2 separate regions of the Homo sapiens genome follow, and region 2 is linked to region 1. Evidence: chromatin loops called from intact Hi-C (ENCODE). Cell type or tissue: ascending aorta. All regions are shown on one strand.

Region 1 (5,000 bases):
TTTTTTCTCATTTTAGACGTTTTGATGGGTATGTAATCCTATTTTGGTTTAAATTTGCATTTCCCTGATGACTAACAATAGCTGCACACCTTGTTATATACTAAATGGTCATCTGGATTACCTCTTTTGTAAAATGAGCATTCCAGTCTTGCTTTTTTCTCACTGATGTGTAGGAGCCTGTTATATATTATGATCAAACGTTAAAATTTAAAAATTTATTTTTTCAGACTATCAGAGAAAATGTAACATAAGCAACATCTGAACTAAATCTGAAGAGCCTTAAAACAGTTTCTATTCTCCCGTCACACAGGTCTGATAGGGGGAAAGAGAAACAAAAATTCTACCTTTAAATATTTAATTCAAGAACAAAGTAAAATGAAAATGGGTTTATAATTTCTGACACTGGGAGAATTTCTACTGGGAAGCTGTCATAAATCACAGCACTTTATGGCAATAGTCACACCCTTCAAGCTCACTATTTCTTGATAATTAAAATTTCACCGTCAAATACATTTTGCAATTTGTTCACAGTAAGATAGCTTCTGAGAAAAACAGGTAAATCATTGTTTGGATATTCCTTTTAAAAAAGACCAGATGAAAGCCTGGCTTCTGGTTTTAAATACCCTTCCATTAAAAAAACCAAACAAAACCAAAATAAAGCAGTGTCATCAAGTGTTGACCTAAACAGTTCTACTGAGGCACTGGGGACAAACAGCTATACTTCCACTAGACTTCTACCTTTTATATTACAATAAATTTCCTCTGCCTAGTACATTTTGATCTTGCATAAGCTAAAAAATGTTTACAAGGGAGACTAGTTTTCATTCCTTGTAATGATAGCAGTTAACTCCTAGGGTTTCTTCTTTATACTATATTTTTGGTTAATAAAAATGGTCTATACCATTTCTCAGAGATGAGAAGAGAATGGTAAGGTGTTTAATTGATTTTAAAAAGCTACTTTAAAAAATTATCTTTAAAAGTTGATCACCAATCATTTTCCAAGTGCTGTTTTTTATAGGGGAAGGAAATAAATAAAACTTAACATACTAAAAGCATATTTCAAAATTTCAGCAATTATACCCCAGCAAGTAAATGATGCTACTCATATAATAGCGTATTTATTGTTTCAGGAAACTACAGTGACATTTCACTGGACTTCAGGTGGAGGAAAAATGCTTCAAGGAAAATATCAGGATGTATATAGCGATTTCTTTTCTTTTCTTTCTTTCTTTCTTTTTTTTTTTTAAAGATACAAGGTTTTGCTCTGTCACCCAGGCGGGAGTACAGTGATGTGACCATAGCTCACTGCAGTCTTGATTCCTGGGCTCAAGCAATCCTCTTACCTCAGCCTTCTGAGTAGCTGGGACTAGAGGTGCATGCCACGATGCCTGGCTGATTTTTAAATTTTCTGTAGAGGGGAGGTCTCACTATGTTGCCAGGCCTGGCCTCAAGCAATCCTCCTGATTCAGCCTCCCAAAGTGTTGAGATTACAAGTATGAGCCACTGAACCTGGCTGATGTGGCAAACTATATGAAAGATAAAATATTTCAATTAATAAAAAAACTCCTTAAATTTCAGCTGTACAATAGAGATTCATAAATAAAGCAGGCCAAATACTGTGTGATGCAATTCCTCTACCACATGTTGAAAGCATTGAAATAATCTATTTCCCTTTGTTTGAGGGATTAGTTTCCCATACTTTGAGAAAATACTGATAAGAAATATTCTATAATCATACTGGACACACTCTTCGAAATGAGCTCTTGGTACACAGGAGATGATTATCCTTCCCTGTTAATAGACTTATCACATCTTCCCTTGTCCTTTGACTGAACAAACTCAATTCTATGTACTCACACAAGCTAGATTTTTGGTGGCTCTTCTTGCACTCATTTTGACAAATCACTTCTCTTTGTTATTTCACTTCACTTATTTACCTGAAACTTCATATTCCAGGTATTCCTGGAAAGAAGAGTGATTGAAGTAGGGACCCAGACATCTTACCTTCTCTGATCTGACTCGAGAGGCACACACAACCCACTTGAAGTATTTTAGCAAAAAAGTTACAAACCAGAATCTTAAAAATGGAAAGAATACCCATTTTACTAATCTTCATATAAACTAAAGGTAGTATTTACGAATAGTTACACAACAGTGCTGTTACAACATTTTTCAAAGGTACTCCGTAATCTTTGGAATTGGATTCAGGACATCAGTTAGCAACTTGTCTAACAGGCTAGCTATCCTAGGCAACACTTGATCCTGAACGACACCTGCTTTATTCCAGCAGCTCAAGTTGCTTATTTTCCAAGATCTGACATTAGAAAGAGCAAGCAGAACCAGGTATCTTTTCTTCTTCAAAGAATAGGGCTGCACAAACCTAAACTACTTTTTCAAGGTGTTTTTCAGCAACTCATTTACTCAAAAAATATTGCAAACCTGAGAATGACAGAAATGTGGAGTTCTATAGAGTCGTATTATTAACAGGATCTCCTCAATGGTTCCCTCTTCATGTGCTTGAGTTAACAGTATTTCCAATTCAGCTTAATGACACGGTTTGAGTAGGGGCAAGGAGGGTACCAGAGAGGACAAAGGCCTTCATCTGAATTTTAATCACTGACTCAGTAAGTCTCTCTTACTTGTCAAGTATGTACAAAGAAAGTATTCTGAGTGGCATTGCTTAAGGCTTCCAAACACAAGCTGAGATCATACCCACAATTAAATGTGGAATTTTGATAGATGGAATTCCCATCAGCAGTTAAAAATAACCCCGGCTAAAAGAGAATTCATATCGCTGAGTCATGACTCATTTTCTTGAATCATTGTCCACTAGGAACAACAGGACAAAAATTTTTGCTTCTGATTCTGCATATAAGAATCAGTTATTTTAAGAAAGTTTATGCAACTCAAATATAAGAATCCGGTGAACCTTATTTCACAATACAATAGTCACCTCCTTCTCCTTCTCACTACAACTGATATACAGGGAACTGAAAACAAGAATGACCATGAACAACCACTAGGGAGCGTGAAACAACAGAAGAGAACAAAAAGAGTCTGTAACAAACACTTTTCCTCTTTAGAGACTGCTGAAGGTCAAGACTGGAGCAGAAGGGCAAACACAATCGTGTTGTCTACATAAAAGGACTCTTGGAGTCTTGGGTGGATAACTGGGTAACTTTCATGAGTAAAGAATTAATTTGACATCTCAGAACAATTTATATGTCCAGCTTCAAGTCCCTGCTCCTGGCCCCTATCTTTTGCCTTCATTTTTCTTTGAAGATATTTCATTCTTGGGGATTTAACTGGGACACATAACATAGAATTATGCCCAAGAGGTAGAAAGAAATTGCAACAGCAAAGAAAGCAGTTCCTTTCAATGAGTCAAAAGTTTTGATCAACTATAGCCAAATCTTTTTCAGAAAATGTTGTCATTACATAGCAGAGCTCTTTACCTTCTTTGAAAATTTAATATATAAACAATATTTATATATAGATTGTTCATGGGAAAAAATTTTAAAACAGTATCAAGGAGAAAATCATGAATAGTGAAAATAGGTCTGCCTTCAAGAAAACACTGGTCAAAAGAAAATTATTTCACATACATATGAGAGTTTCTTTTTTATGCCACTCATTTCACTATACCCATTCTATTCCCATTTAAAATTTGTCTCCTTTTCAGGTGATGGGTATCCCAAGTATACTGATTTGATCTTTCCAAATTGTGTAAACATATTAAATTATCAAATGAATCCCACAACTATCTACATGTATTATACACCAATAAAAACTTGTTTAAAAATAAAATTTATCTTTAGCCACAAAGTGGGCACCTTTTTATTGTTTTTTTTTTCTAACACGGAAGGTATGAACCTGCATAATCTGACATTTGTTTTCAGAATTAAAAAAGAAGTGTGTTTCCTTTGAGTATTTTTCTCTTTGTAGTGCATGGTAGTGAGTTTTATCATGATTAGCTTGGTTAATAAAATAGTTTCTTTTAACTTAGGTCAGTAAAATACCAGCAATAGATTAATGACTTCTGATCATTTCTGGCATCAGAAAATATACTCAGGCCAAAGGCCCATTTTACTCTCTATTCTATCATATAATATACACACACAACATAATATACATAGATATATCATGGCAGTCCTTTCACATATTAAAAGCAGGATAAAAGCTCAGAGAAGAATCTAAGCTTTGTGTAATACAACATGAATACTGTTAAGTTGGATAGAGCATTAATGTCCTCATTCTCACAGCCATCAGTCCTCTTAAAAACAGTGCTTAAATAATGGATTCTCCAGTAAGACAGACAGTCTCTTCTTTCCTACTGGGTGGAGAATTCACTTGGTAATTTGGTTTCCGATATAGCCGAGAGGAGTAATGAAACTATTCCTTATAACTTGCTGCCCATTCCACACAGACTTGTAAGTCAGTACTACACTTACACAGACCCAGCCAAAAACTGGAAAGAGCAGGTCAGGCTTTAATACAAAAGGACAACATCCCTTTACTGTGCTTATAGCCAAATCAAGCTAACTTGTTCCCAGGAGTTGTAAAGAGCCATGACAGATTCTGTTGACAGTGGCTATCTTTACTATTTAGCTCACTAGAATAGTGTGGCCTCTCATCCCCACAATGGTCTCCAGAAAAATGGAAAGGGCAGCAACCTTTTTTAGGCACTAAATGAAAATGTATGAAGACAGATGTTCACTGTCTGTTGCGGCTCTCAAGATCCTTCACTTAAATTATCTGCTAACACATAATTCATGAGGTGAAGTAACAGACGATCCTTATAAGCAGGGAGAAACAGAAATGGACCTTGGATAAGGAAGCAACTGGTCAAAATAGCTGGATAATTTAAAATATTATCTTATATTTTTGAATAAACATAACAAAGGCAGTGAATACGATTTGCTTTCAGTAAAACAGATACATTACAAAAATAGATATTTGCATACAGAAAAAAGTTTACTAACATATTTATACAGAAAATT
Region 2 (5,000 bases), 590 kb before region 1:
TAGCATTTCCCCTCCTTTATACTATCAATTTGTTTCGTTGAAATGTCCTTTGCTGCAAAAAATTTTTCAGGACACCCAGAAGAATACATAAGTGAATAAAAATTCTCAATTCTATTACTTGGAGATAGTTAACATATTGGTGACTGTTCTTCCAAATCTTTTTTCTCTGCACGTTAATTCTAAAAAACATAATTAGGGGCCAGGTGTGGTGGCTCACACCTGTAATCCCAGCACTTTGGGAGGCCGAGGCAGGTGGATCACCTGAGGTCAGGAGTTCGAGACCAGCCTGGGCAAAATGGTGAAATGCTGTCTCTACTAAAAATACAAAAATTAGCTGGGCGTGGTGGCGTATGCCTGTAATCCCAGCTAGTAGGGAGGCTGAGGCAGGAGAATTGCTTGAACTCAGGAGGTAGATGTTGCAGTGAGCTGAGATTGTGCCATTTCACTCCAGCCTGGGTGACAAGAGTGAAACTCCATCTCAAAAAACAAACAAAAAACAAAATACATAAATAAGATAGAGTATAACACCTTAAAAAACTTTTGGTGCTCAGGCGTGCCCTAGATCAATATAATCAGAATCGCTGGGGGTTGGGGACCAGGCCTCAGTGTTTTTAAAGCTGTCCAGATGATCGTATGTGCAGTCAGGGTCAAGCACCAGCCCCTTAGAGATGAGGTAGTACAAGGAAGGAGAGCACAGGCAGCATCTGTGTTGATTCCACACTGTTCCTGCCTTCCTCCTGGAGTAGGAAGGATTCCATGCTTTCCTTCAGAAAGAAACCAAAATCTATGCAATAACAAGAGTCATTGACCCTAAGGCATTGCAGACTTCTATCCAATAGAATCAGACCCAGTCATGGTTCAAAGACTTGAGGAAACGGCAGGACTTTTGGATAATCTTCTCAAGCCCAGTGGAGGCTTTGCCTTGGGTGATGGATGGTGAGGAGCCACGTCAGTGGTTGAATCATTGCATTAACACGTCAAGGCTCAGGCTTTCTAGCTGGCCATTGGAACTGAGGATGTCATTAGTCTCTTAGCAAGGTTAACTTTGGGTAATACGAAGAAAAGGGATTATGAACTCTTGGAATCAGCATTCACCTTCTTAGAGAAAGAAAAGAAGGCGAAGACGAAAAAGAGTGCCTCCGATTCACGTTAGAGCTTTGAGTCCAAGAATTGTAAACATGTATAGGCTGCCAAATCTCACTCTAAATATATTCCAATGATCTCATGTTTTCATATGCAGTGGAATAAAAAGAGGCATTTTTATTCATTTTGGATGACAGCATCTTGAGCTTTTATGGGAGTGTTGTAGGAGTATTAGTTTAACCAAGAGCTGCAATCAATATTTCAACCATTCAGAGTCACCACAACAGGCACGTTAGACACTGAATGACAATTATCTTGTCATTGCAAGTTGGACCCTCAAACGTGTTCCCAAATATTGATGGCAAATCCCCCACCCCCAGGGGGAAAATCCCCCATCAAAGATCCTCTGAGGAGAGCCAAGCGAGGCACTGGAGAGAGCAGTGCACATATTTCGAGGTGATTAACATTTCGGTTTTGGCCTCCTCATCTGCAAGGGCTTCGTCTGTTACTCGTTTTCTCTTTGGCCAAAGAGACCACATCCAGTGTCCCGAAGGAGAAGGCTGGAAATTTTTCGGAAAGCCCTTTTAGGAGAAGCCCAGTGAGAGGGCAAGCAAAGCTTCATTCCTTTTATGGCCAAGATCTCACAGTGTGAGACACAAAAAAGAGAGCAAGAGCAAGAGAGCTGGAGAGCATGTTGTCTCTGTTCCTCTGCTCCCGGGGCTGTGGCGTCCACATGGTCTCCAACCTTGAGCTGAACACAGTTGATACAAAAACCAGGGACCCTTTCAGTGGCCCCTGGGGTGACGGGAGAGTCCAGCACCCCACTTCCCCTCACCCTCGGGGTTAGCCTTCACCCCGCTCTGGCATCTTCGTCCCAGCCCTGCGTGCACATAAATCAAGCAGCAGGGTAGCTCGGAAACATGACGAATACCTTGGCTGGCTCCTGCTTGAAAAGACAAGGGGGGAGAAGAGGGATTCTAAAGTAACCCGGCCTTGACTGGAAACGCAGCCAGAATTTAGTGTTCCTGGAGCTGGCCCCAGCTGCTCAGACAGGAGCTGCCAGGGGAGACTTCCCTGGGGGCAGCCCCAGCCCTCCACGCTCTGGAGGAGGAAAAAGCTTTGGTGTCTGTCAAGAACATTATTCAAAAATTCTTGGACACTTCTAAGCCCTTTCTGTGAGCATGGAGACAGGGGGTTGAGGGAAGCTTTGCCTAGGCTGGGATGGCACTTGGGTATAGCCCCAGGTTTGAGTGCTGCTGTATTCATGGACAGTGCCCCAGAGGTGGGTGTGTGATGCCTGTGTGTGTGTGCATGTGCATGCGTGTGCATGTATGTAGGGGACCGGTGAGGCAAGACAGCCCACTTAAGGACACGGTTTTAAGTACACTGCCAGCTTTCAGTCTGGGGGCCTGTGAATGTTGTGGCTGTTGGCTTCTCCCTTTCTCTGTTTCCCAGTTCCACCAGCTCCCAGTGTCTCTGGTCTCTCCATTCATTCTTTTCAGTGGGTCAGGCCCCTGCTGGAATGACTCTTCAAGAGTCTGCTCTGCCCACCCTGACCAGGGGCTCCCAGTAGGGAAAGCCGAGGGTTCTAGGCGTTGCCCTCCTGCCTCCTCTGTCTGCCAGGACCACTGCAGGGGGCTCCTGAGTGTCCTGGCTCTCCTGTGAGGTGCCACAGAGGCAGGACTGCGTAAGGGACTAGTTCAGCCTTCAAGGAGCTTCAGTCGAGAGATTCTCTTTGTTTTGTTCTTGAGGGTCATGAAGAGATCATTCCAGCTGTCACCGACAAGAGATTCTGGGAGGCACCTGAACACAGTGGAGGGCCACAGAGAGTCTTCTTCCACAGAGAGCTCTGTAGGGATGAGGCCTCAGATGTGACAGGCTCTGAGCACGGGAGTATTAGAGGCTGAGAAGGGCTGCCTCCCTAAAAAACATTAATCGTGTTAAAATATTCACTGCCCTCTCCAAAATCTCAACACTTAAAAGCATTTTTTACGTTTCTTTTCTTTTCTTTTTTTTTTAAAGGAAGAAGCACCGTGGGGACTCTCACTGCAAAGAAGACAGACCATTATCAACACTCCTCCCCTCTGTTCCCCAAAGTCCCCTCCTGACCGCAGCATCAATCTTCCACGCTGGCCGGCCGGTAATTAGCTTTCCTCAGGGCAGGGGCAGATCACCAGCTCAGGCCTCCATCCAGGGGTTTCCTGTCCCCAAAGTTGCACTAATGCAAATCCATTTTTCATTAGGAGAAAATAAAACTCACAAGTGACATCAACTGAAAAATGTTTTTTGAGAGCAAGTTATTTCCATTTAAAGCTAAGCACATGACAGCTGGTGACTTTTAATGGAAAGTAAAATTTGCTGGGCTGAATTACTATCAAACCACTTGAGAATTTGTTTCTAATTTTCCTTTTTGGAGGAAGGCAGTGCTCTGGAGTCCAGCAGAGCAGATGAGGAATGGAAAGGTCTGGTCTCATCTCTAATTGCGGCCTCAAAAGACCCTGGACAATCCTCAGTAAAATCATGTCCCAAGATTTAGTTACATTAATTTTCTTTACTCTGTACTTGAAACTCATTTAATAAGCTGGTTAGAAAACAAACTTTCTGTACCACCTTTTGTTTGGGCCCCCAAAACCAAAATGGTTGTATGTGTACTGAAAACTATCTACGGTTGGCCAGGCGCGGTGGCTCACGCCTGTAATCCCAGCACTTTGGGAGGCCGAGGCGGGTGGATCATGAGGTCAGGAGATCGAGACCATCCTGGCTAACAAGGTGAAACCCCGTCTCTACTAAAAATACAAAAAATTAGCCAGGCGCGGTGGCGGGCGCCTGTAGTCCCAGCTACTCGGGAGGCTGAGGCAGGAGAATGGCGTGAACCCGGGAAGCAGAGCTTGCAGTGAGCCGAGATTGCGCCACTGCAGTCCGCAGTCCGGCCTGGGCGACAGAGCGAGACTCCGTCTCAAAAAAAAAAAAAAAAAAAAAAAAAGAAAACTATCTACAGTTTCTCCACTTAATAGAAAATATCTGGTATAGCAGAACCTGGTGGGCATTTGCTATGGACTGAATGTGCCCCTGCCATTCATATACTGAAGCCCTAACCCCCAGTGTGATGGTATTTATTAGGAGGTGGTGCCTCTGGCAGATTTAAATGAGAGCATGAAGGTGGGACCTCCATTACTGGATTAGTGTCCTTATAAGAAGAGGAAGAGACCAGAGCTCACTCTCCCCACCACGTGAGGATACAGTGAGAAGGTGGCTGTCTGCAAGCCAAGAGCCCTCACCCAAACAGAATCTGCTGGTATCTTGATGTTGGATTTTCTAGCCTCCAGGACTGTGAGAAATAAATGTGTGTTGTTTAAACCACCCAGTCTATGGTATTTTGTTATAGTAGCTAGGGCTGACTACAACTGAAGTAGGCTAGAAGGAACTCTGTTATCATGAGCTCCAGGGATGAGCTGTCTATACACTTGTGCTGCATCAGACATGAAAGAGGAGTGGTGTGAGACTTGCTTTTCTGTGCATCCTGTTTCAGAGCAATATAAATTCAGTTCCTCTTATCTTCCAGAATCTTCTAGCACTTCTGGAATCTATAACATATGTCTGTATGGATAATAGCACCTCTGGAATTTGGGGACAAGGTCAAAGGGTGTCGGGATTTGAAGGGGAAGCCATAAGAATCTTCACAATATAAATTGAGATTAAACACTTGCAGATGCAACCCATCCTTGGGGTGGTTTTGCAAACATATTGCTGAGGATTTCATGGTTTGCTACATCAAGATTAGATACCCAAAGTTTATTGGAAGATTAAATTACAAAAAGTAATGACAAGGTAAGTTGTAATAAGTCATGTTATTTGATGAGAAGTAAAGATAATTAAAGGCATGAAAGAGTCTGTAAGGAGCCTAGAAGAAGAGAGGT

The links. Peaks named below come from ENCODE experiments on the same cell type or tissue, not always from the same donor. Only the 100,000 strongest peaks of a DNase experiment are listed, where the experiment ranks them.
Region 2: a loop joins it to region 1, with 5 times the contacts of the local background. A loop is called at or near these places in 1 of 110 quality-filtered maps.

Annotation. Positions count from the first base shown.
Region 1 is chr1:178,342,649-178,347,648 of GRCh38, reverse strand. All of the region lies in intron 3 of RASAL2 (RAS protein activator like 2), which reads right to left. Among named protein-coding and RNA genes, the nearest start is that of CLEC20A, 150 kb to the left of the region's middle. RefSeq lists an enhancer at 2,290-2,858. In ascending aorta, a CTCF peak has its summit at 3,016; no DNase peak of the experiment used is centred here; H3K4me3 peaks cover 978 bases; H3K27ac peaks cover 3,624 bases.
Region 2 is chr1:178,936,182-178,941,181 of GRCh38, reverse strand. LOC102724754 (a long non-coding RNA gene) reads left to right here and starts at 2,111. Exons shown (of 3, transcript XR_426873.4): 1 at 2,111-2,365; 2 at 3,106-3,223; 3 at 4,204-4,283. RefSeq lists an enhancer at 1,513-2,012. In ascending aorta, no CTCF peak of the experiment used is centred here; DNase peaks (open chromatin) are centred at 1,631 and 2,051; H3K4me3 peaks cover 1,939 bases; H3K27ac peaks cover 3,846 bases.